Regions from separate parts of the Mus musculus genome. Here region 1 is linked to region 2. A link is a loop called in an ENCODE intact Hi-C map of the cell type or tissue named here. Cell type or tissue: gastrocnemius. All regions are shown on one strand. Links, peaks and the distances in the headings refer to the core of each region. The heading gives the core; the rest is flanking DNA. Region 1 overlaps Lima1 (LIM domain and actin binding 1). Region 2 overlaps 2310068J16Rik (RIKEN cDNA 2310068J16 gene).

Region 1 (15,254 bases), core at 3,498-8,497, 110 kb before region 2:
ACCTGTGCCACGGTGCACATAAATGTGATTAGAATTTACCAAAAACCACCGAGACGGCTATAGATTGCCCCCTACACACCTGGATTCTGCATTAGCGGAATAAAACCAACTGAGAACCAAAAAATATTTTCAAAAATTTGCATATACAGGGTATGTTAGTGCATGCCTGTATTCTCAGTACTCAGGAGGCTGAGGCTGGGGGATAGTCATGAATTTAAGGCCACTCAGACCTGTCTCAAGGATCAAATAAAACAAGAAACCATGGAAGAAACCAAGAAACCAAGAAACAGTGTTGTACCCACACTGAATGCACAGATTCGGGTCGTTGTTCCATGATCAATATACACAACTATTAGAGCAGCACGCATCATGCTAGGCATCATATGTAGTCTAATGATGGTGTGAACTGCATATAAGTTCTATGTAAACATGACACTATTTATATAAAGGGATTTGAGCATCCACAGCCCCAAAGTCTTCAAGGGACTGCAGTTTGTTATCAGAATAGTAAGCATCAGAGGTAATCATCCCTACTTCTGAGAGAAACAGTTACTTCTGGTCACTATACACACTCCACTGTAAACAGGGATCCAGCTATTATGTACTTAAAGGTATAGTATTGCTCTTCAGCATCCAGTCTTTCTAGATGAGGCTCTTTTTCAGACTCCCAAAACCATCCTCTTAGGTCAGATTTTATGATATAAACATAATACAATATATAATAAATAAATAATAAATATATAAAATGTACACATAATAAAATATATGTATATGTATGTACATATAATAAAAATATTTGTTCGAGGCCAGCCTGGTCTACAAAGTGAATTCCAGGACAGCTAGTACTATACAGAGAAACTCTGTCTAGAAAAGCCAAAAAAAAAAAATTTTTTTTTTTACATAAAAAACATATATCACTGAGCTATCTCTCCAGCCCTTATTCAAACTTTTGACATAAATGCAAATCATATGAAAAAAATGAAGCCTTAATAACTTGAAGGCAGGTATGGTATTACAAGCAAGCCTCTGTAATACCAGTACAGAGGGTAGAGACAGGAGGATCCTGAATTTGAGGACGGCCTAGTCTGAGTAGTGAGAGACTGTCCTTGTCACCCAAATCCTATAAACAAGAAGCTTCATCTATCATACATACAAAGCTCACTGTTTTACTGCAGAGACATAACAGACAAGTCTATAGGCGTGTGGGCTAGTCACTGCCACTGTTGCTGGAGAACTTCAGCCAGCTGCCTGTAGAGATATGTATCTAGACAATAGGATAATTGTAACGCCAACCAAATTCCCAGAGTCAACAAGGACGTAGATGCTTGTATCAGGACAGAGTCACTTCAGGAGCATGTGATCCCTCTTTTATCTCCTTTTATGGATATTTTGTATAGAAAAGTGGTTGTGTAACTGAGAAGCAAATTCATGGGTGGAAGGATGGGGAGTAAGGTTACACTTGCTGAGCAGTTTGCCCTAAGTGTTTATATTTATTTACTGAGTCACACATTACCAGGCCAGGGATAAAATATGGAGGCAGACAAGCTCTCTCAGACACAATCTTTTCCCCTTCTTGCCTAGGGTCTGGGAAAGTAACTGTTGCAATCTTCCACCTGGCCTTTTCTCCACCCTTCACCCTTGAACTAGAGATTGAGCCCAGGGCCTTGACCTTGCAAGACAAAGGCTCCACCACTAAGTCCAAGCATCCAGGCCCCTGACGATTCCTCCTCCTCCTCCTCCTCCTCCTCCTCCCCCTCCCCCTCCTCCTCCTCCTCTTCCTCCTCCTCCTCTTCCTCCTCCTCCTCCTCCTCCTCCTCCTCCTCAGCTTATCTCTATCCCAGATTTTGCCCTTCTACCCAAGATGTGAGCTATTTTTGATGACTATGTTTCTATATCTATAATACATATCTGAACTCACACATAGCTTTTTAAAAAAAATTATTTTATTGTTATTATATCTAAGTACACTGTAGCTGTCTTCAGACACCCCAGAAAGGGGCATCAGATCTCATTATGGATGGTTGTGAGCCACCATGTGGTTGCTGGGAATTGAACTCAGGACCTTCAGAAGAGCAGTCAGTGCTCTTAAACGCTGAGCCATCTCTCCAGCCCCACATATAGCTTTTTAAAATTACTTTTTTAAAAAAGATTTATTTATTATTTATTATATGTAAGTACACTGTAGCTGTCTTCAGACACTCCAGAAGAGGGAGTCAGATCTCGTTACAGATGGTTGTGAGCCACCATGTGGTTGCTGGGACTTGAACTCCGGACCTTCGGAAGAGCAGTCGGGTGCTCTTACCTGCTGAGCCATCTCACCAGCCCTAAAATTACTTTTTACCTTAAGCTTTTTCCTCTCACACGCACTTTGCTGGTACAGCGCAGTCAGACTGCAGTCCTCACATGCTCCACTTCATCATCCATCTATTGCTCTGGCCTGGCTCTATCCCCAGACATTTCCTACAGACCACTGAACCACCAACACAAGGACCACAGACCCCGTCCTTGTCTTTAACCCCCAGCACTCAGGAGGCAGAAACTGGTGGATCTCTGTAAGTATGAGGCCAGCCTGGTCTACAGAGTGAGTTCCGGGACAGCCAGGGATACACAGAGAAACCCTGTCTCCAAAAACCAAACTAAAACAAAACAAAATTCCCCAAACCAAAAGGCAAGAGCCACGTTTTAGCTGCTCTTGCCTCTGCTTCCTGGGGGCTAGGATTAAAGCCACACTTTAGATCTTACTATCTTCTTGTCATCTCCAGAACTAATTAGTCCCTCAATTTTGAAATTATCTTTTTAATGGCGCTCTCCTGACGCAAATCATTCTCATTATCTTGCAGAAGCCTCCCTGCCTCCACTCAGCCCCACTCCCAGAATCACTCAAGGCTCAGTTTCTCTTCTCCTTAAACTCTCACCTCGGCCATCGAGACAGTTCAGTGGGTGAAGGTGGTGGGCCTGATGACCTGAGTGGAATCCCTTGTAACCACATGGTGAAAAGAGACAGTGGAGTCCAATAAGTTGTCTTCTCATCTCCAAACACACATGGTACATACACACAAACACAAAATACTAAAAAAATAACATTGATCACATCATACAGTCTGTTGCTGTTTTGTTTGGGTTAAAATTTTTTAAGGATTTATCTATCTATCTATATATCTATCTATCTATCTCTGTGTGTGTGTGTATTTTGTCTGCATCTATGTATGTGCACCATGTGTGTGCAATGCCTGAGGAGGCCAGAAGAGGACATCTGATCCCCTAGAACAGGAGTTTCCGAGAGTTGTAAGCTGCTGTGCAGGTGTAGGGAAACCCAGGTCCTCTGGAACAGCGGCCGGTGCCATTAACCATTGAGCCATCTCTCCAGCCTCTGGTTTGGTTTCTTTTAGAGTCGCATGCAGTTTAGGCTGGCAATGAGCTTGCTATGTAGCTGAGGCTAACTGAATCTTCCAAGTGCTTGAATTACAGGCCCTAGCTAATGACCATAACCAACAGGTATCTGTCAATGAAGGAAATGGCCTCAGGCTCTGAAGTCACCAGTTGGAGTCAGCTATTTGCATAGACTAGAGCTTTCAGGGAAAGGAGACTGAAACACACAGCTTGCTCACTAAACAATTCATTGCAAACTATGAGAAACCACTGAATGCAGCAGCAAAGTCCTTAGTGCTGAACTCAGAGCAGCTTGTCCCAGTCAGGGCTGTTGACATAACTCAGGTGTTCCCTCATACATGCTAATGAATAACTATGTCAGACAACAAAGCCAGAGTGGAAACAGAGAAACCAAAAGGAGTTAAGATGAGAAATGAGAAATGAAAGAGAAAAGAAATTTTAATTCAGTAGGTCATAAACTTAAGTACACACAAGAATCACCTAGGAAACTTGTTTCAAATACTGACTTTTTGGGTTCTTTCCCATGACTCATCAAGCTGGAGAAGAGCCCGGGATAGACCACGTTTTAACCAGAACCTTGCAATGGTTCTAGTAGCCAAGGTTCCCCTACCCCTCATTAAAGGCTGGAAAACACAGAATTAAAGGGCTGGAGAGAGAGGGATGTGTATACCAGAAAAGTAGGAAAGGGACCACATACAACACTCCCAGCATCCAGAATTCATCCTTTAAAAATAACCCAACCGGCCGGTGGTGGCGCACGCCTTTAATCCCAGCACTTGGGAGGCAGAGACCAGCGAAATTCTGACAGGGTTTCTCTGTATAGTCCTGGAACTTACTTTGTAGACCAGGTTGGCCTCAAACTCAGAAATCCGCCTGCCTCTGTGTGTGCTGACACACATCTGTAACTCCTCATTCTGGACTTGGAGGCAGGAGGATTAGGAGTTCGAGGCTGACCTGGGCTACTTGAGAGCCTGTCCTAAAGGAAACCAAAGGGGCTGGGGGGATTGCTCAGTGTTAGGGGATGCATGATCTTGCAGAGAACCGGGTTCTGCTACCAGCACCCACCCTACCCTCACTTCGCCCCCCACTGGCAGGCAGCTCACAGACCACCAGCAACTCCAAATCCAGGGACCTGAAGCCTCTGCCCAGCACACAGAACTCCCACGCAAACACCCAAGCTCATACATTAAAAAAAAAAAAAAAAAAAAAAAAAAAAAAAAAAGGACAGGGCTAGAGTGGTGGCTCAGCGGTTAAAGCTGATTTTCCAGATGACCCCAGCACCTACACAGTGACTCACAACCTCCTGTAACTCCAGCCCACACAAACAAGTAATAAAATAAAAGTTCAACATTTTCTTCTGTTTCTTTAAACAGGCATGGCAGTGCCTGTTTTATTCTCTGAACTTAGGAGGCAGAGGCAGGCAGATCTCTGAATTTGAGGCTGGCCTGGACTACAGAGCTAGTTGCAGGTCAACCACAGCAAAGTAAGATACCATTCTCAAACAAACAAACAAACAAACAAAAGTGTTTTAAAGGTGAATGGTTCAGCAGCAGGGCACTTGTCAAGCCTTAGGCCAATCCGAAGTACTAGGGGCAGGGAGGGAAGGGAAGGGAAAGAAAAATAACACAAAAGTAAAAGTGAAGCCGAGCATGGTGGCGCACGCCTTTAATCCCAGCACTCGGGAGGCAGAGGCAGGTGGATTTCTGAGTTCGAGGCCAGCCTGGTCTACAGAGTGAGTTCCAGGACAGGCAGGGCTACACAGAGAAACCCTGTCTCAAAAAACCAAAAAGTAAAAGTAAAAGTGAGAGAAAGAGGCAACTCTCCTCACCCCCTGAGAGTTGAGAGTTACAGCCAGCTTGTGCAGAGTCTGGGACAGTGAGGAGCCAGGCAGACAGCAGTCTACCGTAGGAAAGGGGCTTAATAGAAAACAAAGCCAAGGTGCTGGAGCGATGGCTCAGCGGTTAGGAGCACTGACTGCTCTTCCAGAGGTCCTGAGTTCAATTCCCAGCAACCACATGGTGGCTCACAACCATCTGCAAGGGGGTCTGATGCCATCTTAGGTGTGTCTGAAGAGAGCAGTGGTGTACTCACATACATAAAATAAATAAATGATTCTTTAAAACCAAACCAAACAAAAGGTAGAGGTAGTGCTCACTTAGCATGCACAAGGCCCTATGCTCAACTCCCAGCACTGAAAAACAAAGCAAAATATTAAATTAAAAAGCAACTTAGTGATTTGGCCTGTGACCTCTGGTACTCGGTCAGGTCCATGTTTTTCATTGGCCACAATCACAGGGTCTAAAGAGAGCTTGCAGCAAACACTAAGTTCCTTTTGGCTTCTCCCATTTTCCTACTTACAGCAACTGATCATCAAACACCAATGTTAGGAGATTTAATTCTAACATCAGTGTTCTCCTGGCCTGTTTCTCAAGCTCTCTCGTGCACTTACTATTCCATGCTATGCGAGCCAAATCCATGTGACCCTGTGGTGCCAGAGATTTCGAAGATTTACAAAACGGAGAAATACAAGCCACTCTCTTAGAACGGGACTCAGTTGCATGTCCTGTGATGGGTCCCAGAAATCAGAGTAAGCTGCACTGCAGCTGCAAGAGACTTTAAATTACAATTGAAAAATATCAAACCTGGAAGATAACAGGCTTGGGCTCTAATCTTGCCTCTGCCACTAATTAGCCAAGTGACCTAGGAAGACACCTGTCTGGGCCTTGTCCTCCCTCTTCTTTAAGGCGAAGGGACTTACAATGGCCTAGTGTTTTTCTGACTCCAGGGCACAATTAGTAAGTTTCAAAACCAGTTTTTGGAGTCAGAACCAGCATGCTTTGCTCTTGCTTTTGTTTTTGCAAAGCTGAGCCAGAGCCTCTAGCGCACTGTGTGCTCACTGAATCAGTGAGAAAGCTCACTGGGTTACAGCCTCAGCCCGTTTATTTGTTTTAATAAGGACTAAAACATTGTAGCAAACACTACAGTGTTTGATTATACTATAAACAAACATCCTTAAAAAAAAAACAACACCGCTCTTGTTGAGCTATTTATGTGTTGTGTGTGTGAACTGTGTAGGAAGATAAAATATTTCTTTTCTTTTTCTTTTGTTGTTTGTTTGTTTGAGGTAAGGTTTCTCTGTGTAGCCCTGGCTGTCCTGGAACTCACTCTGTAGACCAGGTTGGCTGTGAACTCAGAGATCAGCCTGCCTCTGTCTCCTGAGTGCTGGGATTAAAGGCATGTGTCACAATGCCCAGTGGAAGGTGAAATATTTCTTTTTTTTTTTTTTTAATTTTTTTTTTAAGATTTATTTATTTATTATATGTAAGTACACTGTAGTTGTCTTCAGACACTCCAGAAGAGGGCATCAGATCTTGTTACAGATGGTTGTGAGCCACCATGTGGTTGCTGGGATTTGAACTCTGGACCTTCGGAAGAGCAGTCGGGTGCTCTTACCCACTGAGCCATCTCACCAGCCTGAAATATTTCTTACTGTGAGACAGGCTCACTTGACACGTGCTGGTGAGGATACAAGCAGCTGGAATGTTTGTATACTGTGGTGGGAAAGACAATGGGAGGGTCATTTGGAAAAGGGCACCACTTCTTCAAAAGATTACATGTAAAAAATTCTATAATATATAATTTGGTGTTTCCCCCCCCTTTGGTGGCTGCTGTGTGGGTATATTAAAATCCACTGAATGGGACACTTAAACAGATAAGCTACATGATGTGTAAATCATTATATTTTAATAAACCCTTATTTTTAAAAGTATAGTTTTAGGACTGGGAGGTAGATCGGCCATAGTACCTACAATGAGCTGGGTTAATTCCCAGCACCAAAAATAAAATAAAACATACATTATACATTATAGCTTGAAAGTCACCAGGTGATCATGATGACTGAGGTGCCCTCCCTAAGGGCATGCATCACCCACCTTCTCGTCATGGTTACCATGGTTACTGCGAGACAGGACCATACCTCGGAAACACCAGCTAACTCCAACTCTACTTCCAATGTTTACCAGGCTCAGGGCAGCCTTCCTTCTATGTACAGTCAAGGTGACAACTGGCCCCAGAGAGTGGTCTCATATACAGGGATGTAAGTATGGAAAAGGGTAGAGCACACAGCTTAAGGTCTCTTGACATCTCTATATACTAGTGTCGAGGTCACAGATGACAAAACATTAAAGATTCAGTTCTTATTAAAGCTTAGTTCCTATGTAAGACCTCCTATGTCTCTTATAAGGCTCTAATTAAAAATCATTTAGAATGGGGGCTGCAGAGGTGGCTAGGGGTTAGAGTCCTGACTGAACTTCTAGAGGATCCAGGTTCAATTCCCAGCATCACAAGTTTATCAAAGTAGAATACTTTTCCTACCTATAACTTTTTTCAAATTTTTAAATTTATTCTCTTATATATTACAACCCACTAAATCCCTCCCTCTTCTCTCTCTCTCTCTCTCTCTCACTGTGCACGTGCGCGCATGTGCAAGTGTGTCTGTTCCTCCTCCATTTCCCTTCAGAAAAGGGCAATCCTCCCAGCAATATCAACCAAACACAGCAGTTACAATAAGACCAGGGATCTTCCCTCAAATCAAGGCTGAAGGAGGCAACCTAGTAGGCAAAAAAGGTCCCTAAAGCAGGCAAATAAGTCAGAGACACACACCCCACGCCCACTGTCAGGAGTCCCACAGGAAGACCAAGCTATGCCATCATAACAGATGTGCAGTGGATCCCATGGGGGCTTCCTGTTTGGTGGTTCAGTCTCCTGAACCCGTCTCAGTTCACGAGCCCCGAGAGCCCAGGTTACTTGATTCCCGAGTGTTTCCTTTTGATGTCCTTGACCTTCTGGCTCCTACAATTCTTCCCACTCTTCCTCTGCCTAATGTCTGGCTGTGGGTCTCTGACTGTTTCCATCAGTTTTCTTTGATGACAATTATGTCAGGCTCTTGTCTATAGCAGAACAACATCTGGAATCTTTTGTTTGTTTGTGGCCTGGCACGTTTGGTTTTAGCTAGGCCTCTGGGCTATCCAGCCTCTGGTTCCCGCCCCTCCAGGCAATGTCAGGGGTGGGCTCCCTCCCACAGCACGGGTCTCAAGCTAGACCAGTCACCGGTTGGCCACTCCCACAACTTCTGCACCACCTTTACCCCAGCACATCTCAGGCAGAACACATTGTAGGTCGAAGGTTTTGTGGCTGGGTTGGTGTCCCAATCCCTCCGCTGGCAGCCTTGCCTAATTATGGTTCAGGTTTTGTATCTTTCATTACTCAGTCTTAGCTATGAACCCTTCATAGATTCCCGGGATTTCCACTGCCCTACATTTGTGCCTCTCCCCGGAAATGACCCCCAATTCCAGTGGTCTCTCCCAGTACTGCAAGCTTTAATCTTTAATTAGGTCCACAGTTCAGCACTGAGGGTGGAATCCATCAACATTTCTGCCTCCCCGCTTTGGGAAGCCCTCGCCTGCAGACCTAAGCAGGTGGTGCTTCCTTGACAGATGAGGGAACCGAGGCGCTGAGAGGTCATTTATACAATGTAACAGTTCTGCAGGTCTTAACAGCTCAGGCCTGCAATCCTAGCACCAAGGAAGGTGCCGAGACCAGTGGGGGAGGGTGCCGCCAGTCCAAGGCTAGCCTGGGCTCTCAAAAGCCAACCGAGACTATACAGAAAACTGTGTCTCATAAACAAAAACGCACACATGTGAAAAATACCCAAAGGCCTTTTGTACGTCCTTGGATTTTGTTTGTTTGTTTGTTTGTTTGGTTGGTTGGTTGATTGGTTGGTTGGTTTTTCGAGATAGGGTTTCTCTGTATAGCCCTGGCTGTCCTGGAACTCACTCTGTAGACCAGGCTGGCCTCGAACTCAGAAATTCTCCTGCCTCTGCCTCCCGAGTGCTGGGATTAAAGGTGTGCGCCACCACCACCTGGCACGTCCTTGTTTGACAGTAGTGTTTTTATTCCTTTTGTCTGTTTTCCCACCTAAGGACACAAGGAAATATTCCATCTTCCAAGAACCACAATAACATCATGCTACATGATGTCTGATATCTTATAACTTACTAAGGCAATGTCAATGTGCTGGCTAGTTTTGTGTGTCAACTTGACAAAGTTGGAGTTAACACAGAGAAAGGAGCTTCAGGTGAGGAAATGCCTCCATGAGATCCAGCTGTAAGGCATTTTCTCAGTGATCAAGCGGGGAGGGCCCCTTGTGGGTGGTGCCATCCCTGAGCTGATAGTCTTGAGTTCTATAAGAGAGCAGGCTGAGCAAGCCAGGGGAAGCAAGCAAGCCAGTAAGTAACATCCCTCCATGGCCTCTGCATCAGCTCCTGCTTCCTGACCTGCTTGAGTTTCAGTCCTGGCTTCCTTGGTGATGAACAGCAGCATGGAAGTGTAAGCTGAATAAACCCTTTCCTCCCCAACTTGCTTCTTGGTCATGATGTTTGTGCAGGAATAGAAACCCTGACTAAGACAGTCAATGAACATTTTTAGGTTGCTTGGCTCTTCACCGTGAGCAAGCCTGCAATGGATGTGAACACAGTGCCCACTGGAGGTGCACATTTGATGGACAGAGGAGCTTTTTTTTTTAAAGATTTATTTATTTACTTATTTATTTATTATATGTAAGTACACTGTAGCTGCCTTCAGACACTCCAGAAGAGGGAGTCAGATCTTGTTACGGATGGTTGTGAGCCACCATGTGGTTGCTGGGATTTGAACTCCTGACCTTCAGAAGAGCAGTTGGGTGCCCACTGAGCCATCTCACCAGCCCCAGAGGAGCTTTTTCCATCGACAAAAGTTCAATAGACATTCCTGAATTTCTCTCAGAAACGTCACATCAATTTATATATTTGAAACTACATTTATTTTATTTTAAAATTATAATCACACCCTCTCTCTGTGGTGTATGTGTGTATATGGTATGTGTGTTTGTGTGTGTGTGTGTGTGTTGTGTGTTTATATGTGTATATGGTATGTATGTAAGTGTGTATGGTAGGTGTATGCATATAGTGTGTGTGAGAGAGAGACATGCTTGTGCTATGGCACACATCTGGAGGTCAAAGGACAGCTTTTGGGGATTGCATTTCTCCCTCCACCATGAAATCTGATTTGGGCCACTGGGCATATGGAACATTTGCCTTTACCAGTTGAGCCACCTCGCCGGCATTTATTTTTAAATGTCATTTATAAATGGTTTATTATACCTCTGCAGCTTAATTACGCTTTTTAATTGCACAGGGGCTTTCTGAATATCACATGGAACTCCTTGAACAACTAAGCTGTCTCTCCCAGCAGCTGTCCCTTCTGGGTGTCTGATTCTTATCCAGACCTCATTAATATTCCTTGCAAGCATAAATGGCACTTGATGTACAGATGAGAACCACATCTCAATGGGGAGACGGTCCAGTGGGGAGCCTGACTGGTGTTATATGGCCCCACAGCCTTAAGAGAAACTCACTGTTTGGGGCTGTTTCAGGTCCTCCCCTTGTCCTGGCAGTCCAGCACTTCCTACTTGGGGAGGGGCCACTCAAATATCATCTGAATATTAGGCAGGCCTCAGAGGGTTCTCATTATATGATCCAGGCTGGGCACAAACTCTTGATCCTCCTGGGTCAGCCTCCCAAGTGCTGGAATTGAAGATTCTAGCCACCTACCTAGGGAGACGACATCTCTGCCAGGCCACTGTAGCCCGGGGATCAATTACTGAAAGCTAACCATTTGCCACAGGCTTTACACACGCTGGCTCATTATCCTCTTGATCTCATTCACTTAGTGTTTATGACATCACAAAGCAAGCATTCTCACCCGACAGAGGAAGAAATTAGTCTCAGAGAAGTTAATTTTCTCAGAGGCATACAGTTGCCGAGTTTTAGAGCCAGAGTCCTGGAGATGGTTTAGCAGGAAAAGCTGCCAGACCCAATGACCTGAGTTCAATTCCCCGGCATCCACCTGGTGAAACAGAAGAACTGACCCCCACAAGCTGCCCCCTCAATAAATAAGTAATAAATAAAATGAAAGGTAGTAGAACCAGACAGGCCTTGTTATTCTCACCTGTTATCTCAGTATTTAAGAGGCTAAGGCAGGGGGATTGCTGTAACTTCTATCCAGCTGGGGCTCTGGAGTGAGACCCTTGTTTCCAAACAACAGAAAAATGTGACAGACCAGACTTTAAAAGTCTTACGGACTCTGATTCCCATGGGGCAACAGCATGCTGAGAATCACACCCCTGGTGCCCAGGGTAGTCTGAACAGCCTTCTTTAGGCTGTCATGATTGCCAATGATACAGTCCAGAAGCCCCGACCTGGCCTGCATCTCTGCCCTGCCGCCCTGCGAGTTCATGTTAACATAAAGGATACGGGGCTGGAGAGATGGCTCAGTGGTTAAGAGCACTGACTGCTCTTCTGAAGGTCCTGAGTTCAAATCCCAGCAACCACATGGTGGCTCACAATCATCTGTAATAAGATCTGACTCCCTCTTCTGGTGTCTGAAGACAGCTACAGTGTACTTACATACAATAATAAATAAATTAAAAAGAAACGTAAAGGATGCATAGTATCTTACATTTAGGGCTGAGGCTATCGGTGAGTTGGTAGACCGCTCACATCCTCATGCCCAAGACTGCGGGTTCCATCCCTAGCAATGCACAGAACTTAGGCATGGAGTGCATTCCCAGCACCTGGGAGACTGTGGCCAGAGGTTCAGAAACATAAGTGGCCTTGGAGACTGCTCAGAGGGTAACGGGGTGATTGCAGTCTAATAGCCAAGCCCCGAGATTCCCAGAGTCTCTCCTGGAAGGAGAGAGCTGACTTCACAAAGCTGTCCACTGACCTCCGGACACAAGCTGTAGCATTTATGAATACCCCACCCCCACCCCAACACACACTAAATAAACAAAAGTTTAGGCCATCTAGCTATCCTCAGCTACACAGCGAGTTTGAGGCCAGCCTGGGCTAGTTGAGAGCCTATCTCAAAAAACCAAACAACAAAACAAAACAAACAAAAAACCCAATCCCTAGCATCTTGCAAGCTATTTTTTTTTCTTTCTGTTTTTTGAGACTGGGCTTCTCTGTGTAGCCCTCGCTGTCCAGAAACTTTCTCTGTAGCCCAGGTTGGCCTAGAACTCAGATTTTTTTTTTTTTTTTTTTTTTTTTTTTTTAAGGCAGGTTATTGCTACATAGCCCTGCCTGGCCTGGAGCCTCCCTCTGCCTGCGGAGTGTTGAGAGTACAGGCTTGGCCAAGTTCTGTTCTGTTTTGTTTTGTGTTTCCTTATTTGTTTTCTCGTTTATAGGGTTTACAGGGTTCGACTCTGACATTCTGGCTGAACCTGTACTCACTGCAGAGCCCAGAGACTCTGTGCTCCTCATCCTATTGCTGGAGTACGGATCTGTGTCGTTTTAATGGAATCCCACATACAGATGTGTTTCATCCTCACAGTAACACATGCAGAAATACTGTCACGGTGTATTTCAGTGGCTGGGTCATCTGTATAGAAAGGACCCGAGGTTCAGAAAGAAAATCAACTCCTGTTCATTTAGGAGGTGAGGCTGGAAACATGATGGCTTCCAGCACAAACAAAAGAGAAGCGTGGCTGTGGAATGTGGGGGCGCTGCAGGCTCAACTTATTTCTGTCAAATCACCAGCGAAAGAAAGGGTCGGGCCGGGCCGGAATGTGCCTCAGTGTAGGGAGCTCTTGCATTTCAGAAACCCCAGTCAGGGGCTGGGCAAGATGGCTCTAAGCCTGGTGGCGTGAGTTCTCCACAGAGCCCACGCGGTGGAAGGAGAGAGTTCACACCAAAAGCTGTTCTCTGACTCCACATGTGTCCACATACATGTACATGCAAGATAAGTTAATGTAAAAAGAAAACTTAAAAAAAAAAAAGAAACCCAAATTAGCTTGTTAGACATATAACTATGGTAATTTCACATATCTTCTTTAAACATGAAATATAATTTATAGCTTTTAAAAACACACTTTGATCTGAAAATTGCAGGTCATAAAAGATCACCCGAGAGCCTCTCTAATCTTCTTCTCCTTTAAATTAAACAATTACCGGCTCTAACACATACAGGCTTCCCCCCACCTCGCTCCCAAATAACTAATTTGTTTTTTGTCTCGTTGCTTCCTCTCTGCCTCTCCACGTCGGTTGATAATTAACTCAATGCAAAGGGCAGACAGCTCCCGGGGAGGGGTTTTCGGCCAGTTCCTACAGTGAGAGAAATGGATAGAAAAAGGCAGCCAATGATTTCAAATTTAAGGTGAATGTGAAAGGAAGCCCATTTGATCAGAGAAGCTCGGAAGTGAGCAGCTGGCAAGGCTCTTCGCATAGACTGTGTCTCCTTTAACCTCTGCACTGGTGACATACGTATGTGATCATCAGGTGCATCACATATGCGTCTCGCGCGCGCGCGCGCACACGCACACACACACACACACACACACACACGGAACACAGTGCTGTGCTGGCACTTTCCCTACCGTGTTCAACAAAGTCCCACTGTGTAACTGAGTATCTCACACCTAGTGGTGGCGCTCCCAGCACTTGGGAGGCAGAGGCAGGAAGATCTCCCAGTTAAGAGGCTAGCCTAGTGTACAGAGTGAGTTCCAGGACAGCCAGAGCTACAACAGAGAAACCCTGCCTCAAAAGACAAAGCAAGCCAAACTGAGTATCTGTCTGCAAGCCACATGCTTGCCAATTACAAGCTTAATTAAGACAAAATAACCAGTTGGGGGAGTCAGCTCACACCTTTAATTCCAGCACTTGGGAGGCGAAGGCAGGAGGATCTCTGAGCTCTGGACGTGGTCTACAGAGTTCCAGGACAGCCAGGGCTACCCTGTCATGGAAAAAAAAAGGGTAGGGAAACATGCCTTATTTTAGGAGAGTCCTAAACAACTCCTGAAGGCAGAACCTCCTTACCCCAGTCCGTGTCCTTACTAATTAGTCAAGATCCCTCCAGACACAGGCCTTCTTAGTTTCACTATTGGCCATTTCCAGGAAAGGCTTGGCTTCAATTATTCTTCTCTGAAATTTTAGATGATATTTTTTTCAGAGCTTGCTCAATCTGAAGAGCCAGTTCAGATAGTGGAGCCAATTCCGTCAAGCGGGAGAATTAAACAGACTTACTGAAACAAGCTCTCTAGTCTTACCTTTCTGCAATAAGCTGAGAGGTGCAGCACAGGACAGTGCTTTAACCAAGGGTAAGAGCAGCTAGGGTGGTCCAGTAAGGAATCATCAAACCACGGAGCCACGCAAGCCACGCATGCCACGCAAGCCATAATGCCGGGCAACTCCCCAAGATTGATGCTCCATTCCTTATTTCTTAGGGATTAATTACAAATATATTAATATTGATGCTTTGTCGTCGTCGTCCCCTATCCCACCTCCCACTCCACCTCCCCACCAACCAAGGCCTTTAACCTGATGAATGCTTTGCCTGCATGTATGGCTGTTCATCATGTGCATGCAGTACCTGTGGAGGTCAGACGAGGGCACCAGATATCTTGATCTGGAGTTCAAGATGGTTCTGAGTCACCATGTAGGTGCTAGAAATAGAACCCATGTCCTCTGGAAGAGCAACCAGTGCTCTTAACCGCTGAGCCATCTCTCATCCCTGAGCTTCTTGTTTTGTTTTTATATAACCCACGATAGCCTTGAACTTGCTACGTAGCCAAGGTGACTTAAACTCGTCTCTTGTCTATCCTCCGAGTGCTGGAAGTGCAGGAGGGAGCTATACAGAATTAATCAATGGTTCAGCTGAACTGTGATGTTTGTCTCTTAATGCCGATAGCGGTGCCTTTCAGTTAACACGGAAAAGTCAACTTTACTGGGTTTCGGTTTTGCTCTTTATGTCTTTGCCTATGTATTGTGTGT
Region 2 (15,254 bases), core at 5,726-10,725:
AACCTGACCACCAAAGAGTTCCGTGTCCAGAGCCTACCAAGCAGCAGGAGAGAGCTGACTCCAGGAGGTTATCCTTTGATGTCTACATGGTGCCATAGGATATAAAAACACACTTGCTTGTGCACAGAGAGAGAGAGAGAGAGAGAGAGACAGACAGACAGACAGACGCACACATCCCATAAATAAGTTTTTAATTTCCAAGTGATTTTCACAATTCTAAAACACCATGGCACAGCAGCACCTGTGCTGAGCAGTTGTTTGTGCGCTTGACACAAGCTAAGGTCATCTGTGTCTTAGGGCTACCACTGCTGTGATTATACACCACAACGAAAAGCAACTTAAAAAAGAAAAGATTTCTTTCACTCTCAGTCCATAGAACGGTTCCCCATCACAAGCAGTTCCAACAGAATCCTGGCGGTGGGGCTGAAACAGAGAGCATAGGGGAACACTGCTTGCTGGCTGTTTTGTAGCCTGATCTCATGAAGTCATTTTTCTCATCTTCTCATCTGAGGCTCCCTGCCTCCTCTCTGATGACTCTAGCTCCTGTCAAGTTGTCTCTGGGAAGAGAGAACGTTGATTGAGCAAATGCCCCAATCAAACTGGTCTCCAGACAAGTCTTAGGGGCATTTTTCTGATTAAGGATTGCTGTGGGAGGTCGGGCCCTGCCCTCTGGCTGAGACCAGCCCTGGCAAGGTGGTCCTGAGTCAAATACAGAGTAAAGTGAACAAGCCCTAAACAGCCTTTCTCCACTGGCCTCTGCTTCATTCCAGCCTCCAGGTTCTTGCCTCGAGTTCCTGCTGTGACTCCCCCTGATGATGGGCTTGCACCTAGAAGCCAAATAAACTCCTTCCTCCCCAAGTTGCTTTTGCAACTTGTGGTCTTTATCACAGCAAAAGAAAAGCAAACTAGCCAGGTGTGGTGGTGCCAGCACTCCGGAGGCAGAGGCAGGCAGATTTCTGAGTTCGAGGCCAGCCTGGTCTACAGAGTGAGTTCCAGGACAGCCAGGGCTACACAGAGAAACCCTGTTTCGGGGAAAAAAAAAAAGAAAAGAAAAGAAAAGAAAAGAAAAGAAAAGAAAAGAAAAGAAAAGGAGAGAGAAGAAAAGAAAAAAGAGGAGAGAAAAGAAGAGAAAAGAAAAGCAAAGCAAACTAGAGGCTGGAGAGAGGGCTCAGCAGTTAAGAGCACTGGCTGCTCTTCTGGGGTTCAATTTTCAGCACCCGCAGGGCAGCTCACAACTGTCTGTAAACTCCAAGATCTGACACCCTCACACCCACATACATGCAGGCAAAACACCAAATGCAGGCACATAAAATAGAGATAAAATTTAAAAGCAGACTTAATGGTGCCAATAATAAAGCATTTCTGCTAATTGTATCTATCTAGTGTTGCTACAATAGAACTAAATTTGTATCGAGCTGTTTGTAGCTTTCACACTTTAGTTTAACTTAGACATGAAGGTCCGTCTACTTCAAGTTAAATTTGTCCTAGGATTTAAACATTGAGAAGCATGAAATCATAACTAATTTCCTTTTGTTTACTCATATTCGCATTAATTTTAAAGTATGACTATGATTAGTAGAATATTTATGAATATAATTTTGAAGGAATCAAAAGAAATGTTGAAAACATTTTAAAGCCAACTACAGTGACACATGCCTATAATCCCAGCAGCTGGTGGCAGAGGAAATGGAAGGCAGGAGAACCAGGAGTTCAAGGCCATCCCTGGCTATTTAGTGAGTTCAAGGCCAGCCAGAACTACATAAAATTCTGACTTAAAGGAAACACAAATAAGGTGGGGTTTTTTGTTTGTCTTGAGGCAGGGTTTCTCTGTGTAGCCCTGGATGTCCTTGAACTCACAGAGACCTACCTGCCTCTGTCTTCTGAGTGCTGGGACTGAAAGGGTGCATCACCCACCCCCCAGCACAAATATAAGGTATTTTGGAAAGTGCAGTAGAGGCGTAGAGAGTAGAGAGCACTGCTATGCAAGTGTGAGAATCTGGGTGCAAATCCACATCAAAGCAGAACATGGCTAAGCTAAGCATGCCTATCACCCCAATACTGAGGAGCAGAAATGGGCACCCGGTGGCCAGCATCTTAGCTGAAATAGTAACCTTCTGATTCAGTGAAAGACACTGTCTCAAACAAATTGGTGTGTATATATGTGTACGTGTGTATGTGTGCATGTGTGTGTATATATGTGTACACATGTGTGGGTGTTCCTATACTTCATGAAAAATATAAAGGACAGTATGAAAAGGAGGGAAAAGAGGTCCTTAGCAAGGGAGGGAAAACAGACGGTATGGAATCCTTGTGACATGGGTGGAAATGGAGCTCCGCTGATAGCGCATGCCTTGTGTGCTGGGCAGTGTTCTCTAGTGGAACTGGACGTGTGGAATGACTCTACAGGAGAGAGAGAGTTAGAAATGGCTTATAGACCGGGCATGGTGCCACATGCCTTTAATCCCAGCACTCGGGAGGCAGAGGCAGGCGGATTTCTGACTTCGAGGCCACCCTGGTCTACAAGTGAGTTCCAAGGCAGCCAGGGCTATACAGAGAAACCCTGTCTCGAAAAAAAAAAAAAAAAAAAAAAAAGAAAAGAAAAGAAATGGCTTATAGGCTTATAGTCCAGCTAGTCCAACAATGGCTGCCAACCAAAATTAGTTCCAAGAATCCAGTCATTGTTCCGTTCACAAAGCTAGATGTCTCAGCTGGTCTTCAGCATATGCCAGAATCCTCGAAGAAGTAGCCTGTAAGTGGGTTGTGGTGGCACACACCTTTAATCCCAGCACTTGGGAGACAGAAGGAGGCAGCTCTCTTGTGAGTTTGAAGCCAGTCTGGCCTACAGAGTGACTTTAAGGACAGCCAGGGCCACACAGAGGAACCTGCCTTGAAAAAACAAAAACAAAAAGGAAAAAAGAAGGGGAAAAACAAACAAACAAACAAACAAACAAACAAACCTCTTTACAGGTGTACCTAGCCACTTGGGTTTTAGATGATTTCACATGTAGTCAAGTTGACAACCAAGAATAGCAACCACACTTAACATGCATAAATTGCTAGGTTTGATTCTCCAGCACCACTCAAAATTGGCTGTGGTGACATATGCCTATAATCACAGCAAACAGGAAGAGGAAACTGGAGGATTGGGTGCTCAAGGTTAGCCTTGGTTATACAGTGGAAATTGAGGCTAGCCTGGGCTAGCTGAGACCGTCTCAAAAAAAAAAAAACCAAAACAACCAAAAACAAAATAAGCAAGGTATAATGATACACTTCTTAGATCACAGCACCTAGGAGACAGAAGCAGGTAGATCTCTGTGAATTCTGGGCTAGCCTAGTCTACACAGAGAGTTCCAGACCAGCCAGGGAGATATAGCAAGAGCCTGTCTAAAAACAGGAGCTATAATATTTGTTCTCAAGTAGATATGGTCGTGACTTATATCTATAATTTCAGCACTTGGAAGGTGAAGGCAGGGAGATTTTCAATTTAAGGCCAGTTCGGACTACATAGGGGATTCCATGACAGCATAAGTTACATAGGGAGGCCCTGTCTCAAAACATTATCAATAAATCAAAGCTTATGCACAGCCCTTTACTAGAACATAAAAAATGTGCTGGGCAGTGGTGGTATACAGCTTTCATCCCAGCACTCAGGTGGCACAGGCAGGTCAGCCTGGTCCAATATGGCCATTTTTTTTTTTAATCAAAGAAAGTCAGGACTGCCGGGCGTGGTGGCGCATGACTTTAATCCCAGCACTCAGGAGGCAGAGGCAGGAAGATTTCTGAGTTCGAGGCCAGCCTGGTCTACAGAGTGAGTTCCAGGACAGCCAGGGCAACACAGAGAAAGCCTGTCTCGAAAAACCAAAAAAAAAAAAAAAAAAAAGAAAGAAAGAAAGAAGTCAGGACAGGAACTCAAACAGGGCAGGAACCTGGAGGCAGGAGCTGGCTCAGAGGCTATGGTACTGCTTATTGATTTTCTCCCCATAGCTTGATCATTCCACTTTCTTATAGAAGCCAGAACCAACAGCCCAGGCATGGCACCTCCCACAATGACCAGGACTCTCTCCCATTAACCACTAAGATAACCCCCTACTAAAGCCTCTTCCGGAGGCATTTTCCTGACTGAGGCTCTCATCATACAGATGACTTTAGCTTGTGTAAGTCAATATTAAAACTATATGGCTCACAGGACAAGCAAGACATTTGGAAGAACCTTTCTTAAAAGGTGGTTGTGCCTGTATTGTGAGTCCACTTTATACAGGCTGCCAGAAACGGATGTGGTGTGGCCATGACTCTCAGCCATGCAGAACCTTCTGAGAGCCTTCACCTGGATCCTTGATGCATACTGTGCCACTGGCCAAAGAACCAGGCACGAGAGCCAGGTCACCGTGATGTTCCACAGCAAATTTGGAGTTGTGAGAAGGAACACCACACCCTTTAAAGTTTTGTTTCCAGGTCTGCTGACAGAGGAAGGCTGTCCTCCAGACCCTGAAATTAGTCCATCCTTAGACCTATTGCAAAGTAGACGTTAAAGTATTTGGGAAAGGCTACACAGAAGGAGAATCCGACCAGTGGAAATGCTCTGTTGATTTTAAAGGCTGAAATCAAGTGCCTTCTCTCCTCCAATTCCACGGGAGCCACACTGGGTCTTGCAAAGTGTGGTTGGTTTTTGTTTGGTTAACTGGTTTTGTTTGTTTAATACATTTGGTTGGTTGGTTGGTTTTTGAGACAGAGCCTCAGTCTGTAGCCTTGGCTGGCCTGGAACTCACTAAGATCTGCTTGCCTCTTTCTCCCAAGTGCTGGAACTGAAGGGGTGTACCACCACACCTGGACTCCAATGGGGACTTTTATAACTTTGGAAACAGTATGGTCTCTGAACCATAATTACCCATAAGTAATGGCAAGGACGCACAGACATCAAATGTTTGCTTGGAAACCTGGAGGACAGGTAGAAGTAGCTGTCCTGGGGCTACAGAGATCACTCAAAGGGGGAGAGCAACAGCTGCTGTCCGCAGAGAACCCAGGCTTGCTTTCCAGCACCAGAGGATGGCAGCTCACAGTCCTTCTGGTTCTTGAGAATCTGACGCACTCTGCTGGCCTTAGCAAGCTCTAGGTATTCATGTGGAGCACATACACGCATGCAGTCAAAATATCATATACATGAAGTAATAAAATAAATCTAAGGCCGAGCGTGGTGTCACATGCCTTTAATCCCAGCACTCGGGAGGCAGAGGCAGGCAGATTTCTGAGTTCGAGGCTAGCCTGGTCTACAGAGTGAGTTCCAGGACAGCCAGGGCTACACAGAGAAACCCTGTCTTGAAAAACCAAATAAACAAACAAACAAATAAATAAATCTAAGAATTTTAACACAGATATCTTTAATATACTTTATATATTCTTTTTTTTCTTCCCCCCCCCCCCAGACAGGGTTTCTTTGTGTAGCCCTGGCTGTCCTGGAACTCACTCTGTAGACCAGGCTGGCCTGGAACTCAGAAATCTGCCTGCCTCTGCCTCCAGAATGCTGGGATTAAAGGCGTGTGCCACCACTGCCTGGCTACTTTATATATTCTTAATAGTTTAGGTAATCTTTTAAATATGTAGGTTTTACTTTTGAAGCTTGTTTTTTACAAATATCTTTGCTATAGAGAATTTTTTTAAAATTAATCTGATTTTACCAGCTGGTAATTGAAGTAGGAAGGATTCAAAAATGGCTGACTACTCAAATCACCTACAAAACAAAATATAAACTGATGCCTATTCTGATCCATGAGCAGAGTCAAAGACTGTGTCCTGCTACCAAAATCTCCAAATAACCTTACTAAAGCTGGATTTGAACTTGAGCATGCGTGCATACACACACACATACACATAAAAAGATTCAGAAAGAAGAAAATAATATATAACTCTCTTTATATAAAATGAAGACTAAACAGGCTGGTGGTTAGCTGTAAATTAGGGGGCAGCGAAGCAGAAATATCTAGGAAGATCATAAGGGCTGGGTGTGGCGGTGTACACCTTTAATCTCAGCAGAGGTGGGCAAGTCTCTGTGTGTCAAGGCCAACCTGGTCTACAAAGTGAACTCTAGCACAGCTAGGGCTGTTACAAGAAATCCTGTCTCAGCCGGGCAGTGGTGTCCTCCCAGCACTTGGGAGGCAGAAGCAGGTGGATTTCTGAGTTTGAGGCCAGCCTGGTCTACAGAGTGAGTTCCAGGACAGCCAGGGCTACACAGAGAACCCCTGTCTCAAAAAACAAAACAAAACAAAACAAAACAAAACAAAACAAAAACAAAAGAAGGAAAAGAGGAGAGCGGCTTTGTTGGAGGAGCTGTGTCACTAGAAGCAGCCTTTGAAACTTTGAAAGGTCCTGCCATAGGCAGTTAGCTCTTTCTGCCTCCGATCTGTATATTAAGATGCAAGGGCTAGAGAGATGGCTCAGTAGTTAAGAGCACTGACTGCTCTTCCGAAGGTCCTGAGTTCAAATCCCAGCAACCACATGGTGGCTCACAACCATCCATAATGAGATCTGATGCCCTTTATTATAATAATAATAAATAAATAAATTTTTTAAAAAAAGATGCAAGGTCTCTACTGTCCTTGCCACTATGCCTCTGTTCCACCATTATGGACTCTAATCTTCTGACACTTTCTTGTAGTTGTTCCCGGTCATGGTGTCTTATCACAGAAATAGAAAAGTAAATAAGAAATTGAAGAAGGAGGACTTGGGTACAGTCTTGACCATGCTGACTTTTGGAGGACTGTGGAAAGCTCTGGGACTTTGGACTAGGAGAGAGGTTGAATGCTAGACCCAGGGCTTAGAAGCTATGCTAGGAGGAGGGAGCTTGGACATCAGTAGTGCTGAGAGCAGTTGGACCATGGGTGCCCAACTCAAGATGTTTCAGAGTAGAGTGAGATTAGTATCTCAGCTAGAGGCTGTTCTTGCAATATTTTGGCAACGAATGTGGCTGCCTTCTGCTCTTGTCCCAAGAATCTGCCTCAGCTAAATTTAAAAGTAATGGACTAATTTCTTCGGAGGAAGAGATCTGTTGTGTGGTTATTGTTAGGTCTCAAACCCTGGACACCTGGAAGAGGTACCTATTAACATTTCAAAGTGGACTCTAGCAGGCAGGTTCTCTGAGCATCCCTGAGTCCTTACCTGTCACAGGGTCCTTTTACTTGGCATACCCCACCTGCTTCTGGGCTCCTCTTCCCTCAGCTCTTCCTTATATAATCCATTTTGACCACATTGACCCTTCTGCCTTTTTAGTCTCTTGAACAGTCTCTTGGTCCAAGCCACCTCTCTTGCTCAATGGCTTCTCTTGCTCTCCCTCTCCCTGTCTTCACATAGTCGGGCTCAGTGTGGCCATGTTCACTTTGTACTCTCCTAGATGTGTCTGCCTGTGCTCTCATGTCTATAATAAAAACCTCAATCCCCTTAGGGCAGTCATGTCCCTCTTTTATTTCTTCTTTTCCTTTCAGTTATTAATTATCTCACGTGGGTCTATAAAGAAAAAGAATGAGCAGGACAAACAGAAAAAATGTACAGTGTGAAGCAAAAAAAAGAGCACTGAGAAATTTAACACTGGAACCAAGGTTTGGGCTCAAAAAGGAAGAGGACGAGGAGAGGGAAGAGGAAGGAGAAGAGGAGGAGGAAGAGAAGGAGAAGGAGGAAGAGGAAGAGGAGGTGGAAGAGGGAGGGGAGAAGGAGGGAGAGGAAGAAGGGCCTGCTCCAAAATGGAATATAGGAAATATACTCTCAGGGCAAGACACGCGACACGCCCCCCACCCCCACCCCAGCCAGCTGAGCTTCCAACTTGTAAAAACCAAGAAATTTTCTATTCCTAAAAAAGAAAAAAATGAACAGCAACAACAAAAAGAAGCTTATACAAATGATTTGTGGGAGCCAGGTTCCCTCTTTCCCAAGCAGGCACTGGAACTTGGCAGTGTCAATAATGTGGTTCTGACATTAGAGTCATGAAGGGTGTATGTGTAAAGGGGTTACAGACTCTCCCTCCACAGTTAAGGAGAGCCACTGAAGCCAGGCATATAAAGGGGATGCCCTGCAAGGAGGCCCTGCGATGCCAGTGTGTGCGTGTGCGTGTGCGTGTGCCTGTGAAAGAGAGGCCTGGATTGCACTGGAGACCCCACAAGGCTAGAGGTGCCAGAGCCAGGAGACATCTGGCAAGGAGAGTTGGAGACAGGGAGTGGTACCAGCTCAAGAGGGAAGTGTGTTGCAATCAGCAAGCTGGAAGGAAGGGCTGAGTCCCCAAGGCCTCTGGTATCAGACTTGGAGCTACAGGGTTTCTAGTCTGCTTTGTCCAGTATTTTCTCACTCTGCTCCCATTTGTCCTTTAGAATGGCAATGTATGTTCTTCGCCACCGTGCACCAGAAGTATGTACTCTGCTTTTTTATTGTGACCTTGCAGGGCGTTACAGTTAAGAGGCATTACAGTTTGCCTTGAATCTCAGAAGAGACTTTGAGCTTTGGACTTTCACACAGGGTTAGGACTGTAAAGGAGAATGGGGGCCTTTGAAGTTGGACTCCTTGGGTTTTGTATCCTGATGTAACCACAAGCCTATGGAGGCAAGGAGTGGAGTGTGGTAGTTTGAATGAGAATGGCCGGTAGGCTCACATGTTGGAATATTTTTTGTGGGCTCTGGGGTTTTAAAAGCCCACACCATCCCCAGTTGGTCCTTTCTCTGCCTCCAGCTTTCAGCTGTCTGCCACTGTGCCTTTGCTCTGCCCCGGACTCTCACCCGCTGCCACAGCAGGTCTCACAATGCACACTTTCTTTTACATGTTACCTTGGATGTGGCATTTGATCACAGCAATAGAAAAGTAACTAAGACAACAAATAAAGCTGTTAAGAGCAAACACAGGTGTTGCCAGATGTGAGAATCTGGAACAGGAAACACTGTGTGGAAAGCAGCCCCACTACTACCAACCTTTCCTCTCTTCCCTTTTTGGAAGTCCTGGAGTGGAGCCTAGAGTCTATCTCATCCTCCATCACTGCGATCCACTGTCAGCTTTAATCTACTTTTAAAATCACAGTTATGCCTTTACTTGTGTGTGGGGGTGGGGTGGGTGAAATTGCCACTCCACGTATGTGTGGAGGCCAGAGCACAGCTGGCTATTTGATTTTCTTCTGACAAGCAGGCTCTGGGGATCAACTTCAGGTGTGAGGCATGGCAGAAAGAGCCCCAACCAGCTGAGCCATTTCCACATGACACACCTTTTATCTATTATCTATCTATCTATCTATCTATCTATCTATCTATCTATCTATCTATCTATCTTAGCCACGTCTCATTAATATTCAGCACAACCTGGCCTCAAGTTTGAACACAAGATCAAGATCTTCCTACCTTCATCTTCCTCTTGAGTGTTGGAATTACAGATGTACACTATCAGATCCAGATCTACTGACTTCTTAAATTGTGCGAACAGTTTTGGTGTGAACAGGCTGATACAGAATTGGAGCTTGCTATCTGTCTATGGTCAGTGTGGTAACAGTGTCGTTTGAAGTCAGAGTTAGCTAAAATTCAGTCAGCTATTGAGTGTGAAGTGTTTTCTATTCAAACAACAACAACAAAAAATTTCACCTGGTTGTACAAAGTTATACAAAGCTGTACAAAGTCCGTCAATGGATTGGCTACTCACCTCTTTGGCCCGAAAGATATGTGATTCCTCAATCTTATGGATGACTGACTGTACTGATGCTGGGATCTCAAATTGCAAGCTCAGTGGATTATCACGGTTGCTTATGGGCTTTCTCAACGTGGCAAGTTCCTTGAATTCATCATCATCATCATCTGAGTCAGATTCATAGTAGACTTTGCTCTGCCTTTTGACAGGCATTTTGAAAATTTGGGTGATTTCTTTGTTTCTATTCTGTTTTTCACAGAATATAAACAAATGCTACTAAGTGTCCACTAGGAAGCTTCAAGGACTCCCGAGGTTACAAGGAACACTACTTGGACCTACTAGAAGGCTTCAAAGATTCAAGTCTTGATGATGCTATTAGTAGACCCATTGTGACACTGTCATTGACTAGAATGCTTAGGGCTGCTTCCTCTTTGTAAAGAACTAGACATTCTATACGATTGTAGAACAGGGAGGGGTAGAAAACACAGGGTAGCAGGAATGCTAAAAGGAATGGAAGACACAGTCCTGCATTGAAGAATTACGTTCTAGGTGTTAGAACCCAATATCCAGTCTCTCCTCTCTTCCTGGACTCGGCTGAAATAGGCTTAAGCCTGTATGGGAATAGTGTCCTACGAGCTCCTCATCTGCCCATAACTTTTCTACCATTTGATAGCTTAGAAGGTATTTGGAGGAGTACCAGTTTCCCCTTACTGATGTTTTCTTCTTTTGCTTTCTTTTAGTTTTGTTATGTTTTTAAGAGCCTGACAAACTTTGGGGTTTCATAGTTGACTCACAAAATTGAAGGAAACATTAGAGGCTGCTTTCTACCCAAGTAGAGGTATGCCTCTCTGGGCAGCTCTGACTGCAGGGGAGGCGCTGGGATTACAGGTGTGCTTAGCTAGATAACTTTAAAAGCGGGAAAAGCCTAAGAAATAAAGTTGAGGCCTCTTGGTTCTTCCCCAGTGTGCATTGCCTTTTCAATCCTAGTTCAGGGGTAACAGCAAGCATGGATTTGGGGTGTCATGTACCTAGTCTATCTTTACATAGTTTTACTGTGCTTATGGACCCATAAACTTTACAGTATCATCTGCTAGACTCTACATATTTTTAAAAATGACTGCTGTATGGTTTCAGCTCTCTACAAAAATTTCCTATGTTGGTTCCTTGTTGGAAGCATTGTAAAATTAGTCCTCTGTTGGGTTCTCTCAAGATCTGAACAGAACACAAAAAAGGTGTTTTAGTTCCCAGGGCCTGAGTTGCGAAGTAGCTGCTTTTCTTTTCTTTTCCACTCCATCCCTTCTGCACACTATCGATGACTGAACACAGGGCTCATGTAGGCTCCACAAGCTCTCTACCACTGAGCTACACAGCCAGCTCCACTCCCCTGTATTTTCAGTTTATTTCTAGACAGTTCTTTTTTAAATTGGCGGATTGGGCTTGAATTAACTCTATAGCCCAGACTGGTCTTGAATTTATTTATTTATTTATTTATTTATTTAATTATTTATTTGGTTTTTCGAGACAGGGTTTCTCTATATAGCCCTGGCTGTCCTGGAACTCACTCTGTAGACCAGGCTGGCCTCAAACTCAGAAATCTGCCTGCCTCTGCCTCCCGAGTGCTGGGATTAAAGGCATGCACCACTACGCTCGGCGAATTTAATTTTTAAAATTACATACTACATTGACTGACTGATTGATTTTGTGTGTGTGTGTGTGTGTGTGTGTGTGTGTGTGTGTGAAGCTTGTGGGAGTCATTTTCCTCCTACTATGTGGTTCCTGGGGACTTGAGTTACCAGGCACAGTGGCAAGAGCCTTTACCCACTGAGCAATCTCACTAGCCAAGGTCTTCCACTCTTGATCTTCCTGCTTCAGACTCCAGGGAGCCAGGATGATAGACAATCTCTACCAAGCCCAGCAGCAGTTGTCTTTTAAAGATAATAAACATGTACAGGTCAAACTAAATGTTTCTCTTTGAGATTCCACCGTCAGCTAGGCACAGTGGTGCAGATGTGTAATTCCATTCTCAGGTGCTGAGGCTAGGCGATTGCTAGAGTTGAAATTCATCCTGGGTTGTAGAATGAGGCCCTATCTCAAAATTTTTTAATTTTTTTTTTTCGAGACAGGGTGTAGCCTGGCTGACCTGGAACTCACTTTGTAGGCCAGGCTGGCCTCGAACTCAGAAATCCGCCTGCCTCTGCCTCCCAAGTGCATGTGCCACCACTGCCTGGCTCTATCTCATTTTTTAAAAAAAGGTTGTGACTCCCTTCTCTGTTCCCAAATAACTTCGTAATTGGTACTAGCATGCACACACCACACACTGGTCCTGACTTCTGTTTCCCTTGCATTTAGGATGCTTTCCCTTAGATATTCCAGAGAAACTGCCTGGATGTGGACATCTGCTATGCACATCTGCGAACACCCAGAATACTGCCTGGGCTGATGACCTCACCGGACTCCTATAGTCATTATTTCCTCTCCTATCTTACAGACCACAGCCCAGACCTAGTTACCAAGGATGTTCAGAAGGTTCAGAACTTCCTATTCTTGTCAAATTAAGAAAGTCTTAAAGCTCTCTTATATTTTACAGAGAGAAAGGTACAACTCTTCTGGAGCCATTTACAAAGCCTTGTCAACTGAACTAATTTAAAACTATTTTTCTCTCACTCTTTTTTATTTTTTTAAAAATTTTTTTAAAAATTTATTTATGCCGGGCGTGGTGGTGCACGCCTTTAATCCCAGCACTCGGGAGGCAGAGGCAGGTGGATTTCTGAGTTCGAGGCCAGCCTTGTCTACCGAGTGAGTTCCAGGACAGCCAGGGCTACACAGGAAACCCTGTCTCGAAAAACCAAATAAATAAATAAATATTTTTTTTTTCTTTTTGGTCGAACTTAGAAATTTGCCTACCTCTGCCTCCCAAGTGCTGGGATTAAAGGCTTGTGCCACCACCATCCGGCTCTCTCTCATTCTTGTATCCCTCCCATGTAGCATGGAATTAATCAGCAACTGGATATGCATCCTTTTTGTTGTTGTTGGGGTTTTTTGGTTTTTTGTTTGTTTGTTTGTTTGTTTGTTTTGAGACAGGGCTTCTTTGTATAGTCCTGTCTGTCCTGGAACTCACTTTGTAGACCAAACTCAAACTGGCCTCGAACTCAGAAATACGTCTGCCTCTGCCTCCCAAGTGCTGGGATTAAAGGCGTGTGCCTTTAAAACCTGTAGACCAGGCTGGCCTTGAACTCAGAAATCCACCTGCTTCTGCCTCCCAAGTGCTGGGATTAAAGGCGTGTGCCACCACTGCCCAGCTAAAGGCAAGCTTTAAAATCCTCCCCTTCCTGTTGAAGAGCTGCTGCAGTTACCGTAAGCCACGAAGACCATACAATGGGGTTTTTATGAACAAACTAAAAATGGGGGAAAAATTAAGATAAACTATAAGTTGCTAACTAAAGACATGAAGAGATCTGTGAAGTAGAGTCTTGGGGAGAACCTTATATAGAGAGATATTGATTGACAAATACGGAAGATACCTTGATGCATCATGGCTTTGGAGGTAAGTGCTTTTGTTTCTATTTTAGTGGGAGAGAGTTTTGTAATATAGCTTTTATTTGCCTGAAGTAAACTTTGTCTCTGAGGCGTACTGCCTCTGTCTACTAACCTAGGCTTAGTCCTAGAATCTTCTAGCCTCCGTACAATCTTATCTAGGCCTAGAATGTGTCACCTGTAACACTTGCTGCTGAATAAACTCACCCTTTCCTAGTTCTTTCTGAGCTTAGGGTGTCTGGTTAACTCAGCTCTTCTGGTTCAAACTCCACTCCAAGCTTACTGATGTCAGATTGGCTTCTCCGTTTCTTACTGATTTATTCTGCTTGGGTTCAAACCAACTTCGGCAACTTTGTTCTAGTATTCTGGCTCCTTCTCATTCTTTGGCTTGATCTGTCTTCACCTATGTCTAGTTTGTTCTCTCTCCAACCTGTCTGTGTACAACTGTCCCAGTAAAAAACTGCCCCTTCCTCTCTCTGCACTGCTTCCTCAAGTTGCTTCCCTTTCCTGTCTGTTCTCATAAGAACTGGGCAGATCCTATTCTGTGATTTGGCACTTGGCCACTCAATTAGAAATCACTTTCAAACATGGGTGCTTCCTTCTTCAAGCTAACTTTACCTTCATTGTTTGGGATTAGAGATGTGTGCTAAGGGCTGAGCTACACCATAGCTAGAAATAGGTTTTTTCCAGGATATGACAGTCTCAGGGTTCACAGTGTGATCAAACATTCTGCAACTAAGTTTAATGATTGAGATTAAAAAAATAATAGTAATGGCTGGTCGTGGTGGCGCATGCCTTTAACCCCAGCACTTGGGAAGCAGAGGCAATGTAAGAAAGTGAGTCTCTTGTGAGGCAAAGGAAAGGGGGTTATATGGGTTAAGAAAAAGAAAGTTGGGGCTGGGTGTAGTGGTGCATACCTTAATCCCATCACTGAGCAGGTACAGGCAGGAGGATCTCTGAGCTTGAGGTCAACCTGGTCTACAAAGTGAGTTCCTGGACAGCCAGGAATACACAGAAAGATGTTGTCATGGGGAGGTAGACTTGTGGGGAGGGGAAGGGAGAAAGTAAGCAAAAGAAACAGAAAGGAAAGAATTGAAAGGTTAGGCCTGCAGAGATGGTCTAACCTTTTTTGTTAAGAGCACTGGTTGCTTTTGTTGAGGACTCAGGTTCAGTTCCCAGGCATGCAGGAGGGAGCATATACATGCCTGCAGGCAAAGAGCCATATGTATAGAATGAAAATAAATTTTTAAGAAAGATAAAGAGGGCTGGGCATGGTGGCACACACCTTTAATCTCAGCACTCGGTGGGGGTGGGGGTGGGGGTGCACAGGCAGGCGGATTTCTGAGTTCTAGGCCAGCCAGGTCCACAAAGTGAGTTCTAGGACAGCCAAGATCTACACAGAGAAACCCTGTCTCAAAGTGGGGAAAAAAAAAAAAAAAAAAAACAAGAAAACAAGCAAGAGTTGATGAAATGAAAACATCACTTTAAGGTGTTGTTCCAGCATTCAGGTGGCAGATAGGTAGATCTCTGTGAGTTCAAGCCAGCCTGGTCTACAAAGTGAGTTCCGGGAACAACCTAGTCTACACAGAAACCCTGTCTCAAAAAAACGGAAACACACACACACACAAATATATATATGTAAATTTTTTATTTTTTTGTTTTTTTTGAGACAGAGTTTCTCTGTGTAGCCCTGGCTGTCCTGGAACTCCCTCTGTAGACCATGCTGGCCTTGAATTCAGAAATCCGCTTGCCTCTGCCTCCCAAGTACTGGGATTAAAGGCGTGTGCCACCACGCCCGGCTCATGTTTTTTTAAATTAAAAAAAAAAAAAGTGTTTGAAACTGGAGCAATAGAGACTGGTAGAGGAAGAATAACTCTAGTAAAAATAATTAAATATTTGTATACTATTTTATTTGACTATGAAAACATAATAAAGAAGAGATCTAGGCTAATTATTTTTAGTAGAGCATTAAGCATCACAGCGGAGCATCATTATGTTAATGAGACCTGATTCCGAGGGGCTTGGGCTAAAGTTTTATCAAAGTTGTAGCGAAAGGAATCTGACTGTTCCAGCACTCCTCC

What was found. Hi-C counts contacts between places; a loop is a spot of excess contacts. Peaks named below come from ENCODE experiments on the same cell type or tissue, not always from the same donor. Only the 100,000 strongest peaks of a DNase experiment are listed, where the experiment ranks them.
Region 1: a loop joins it to region 2, with 2.1 times the contacts of the local background. A loop is called at or near these places in 2 of 42 quality-filtered maps.

What each region holds. Positions count from the first base shown.
Region 1 is chr15:99,849,116-99,864,369 of GRCm38, forward strand. All of the region lies in intron 1 of Lima1 (LIM domain and actin binding 1), which reads right to left. Among named protein-coding and RNA genes, the nearest start is that of Lima1, 19 kb to the right of the region's middle. In gastrocnemius, for the core only: no CTCF peak of the experiment used is centred there; no DNase peak of the experiment used is centred there; H3K27ac peaks cover 972 bases.
Region 2 is chr15:99,957,096-99,972,349 of GRCm38, forward strand. It overlaps 2310068J16Rik (RIKEN cDNA 2310068J16 gene), which reads right to left. Exons shown (of 1, transcript NR_028124.1): 1 at 15,072-15,254. It also overlaps a transcript of Fam186a not described here and a transcript of Larp4 not described here. Among named protein-coding and RNA genes, the nearest start is that of Larp4, 8.1 kb to the right of the region's middle. In gastrocnemius, for the core only: no CTCF peak of the experiment used is centred there; no DNase peak of the experiment used is centred there; H3K27ac peaks cover 714 bases.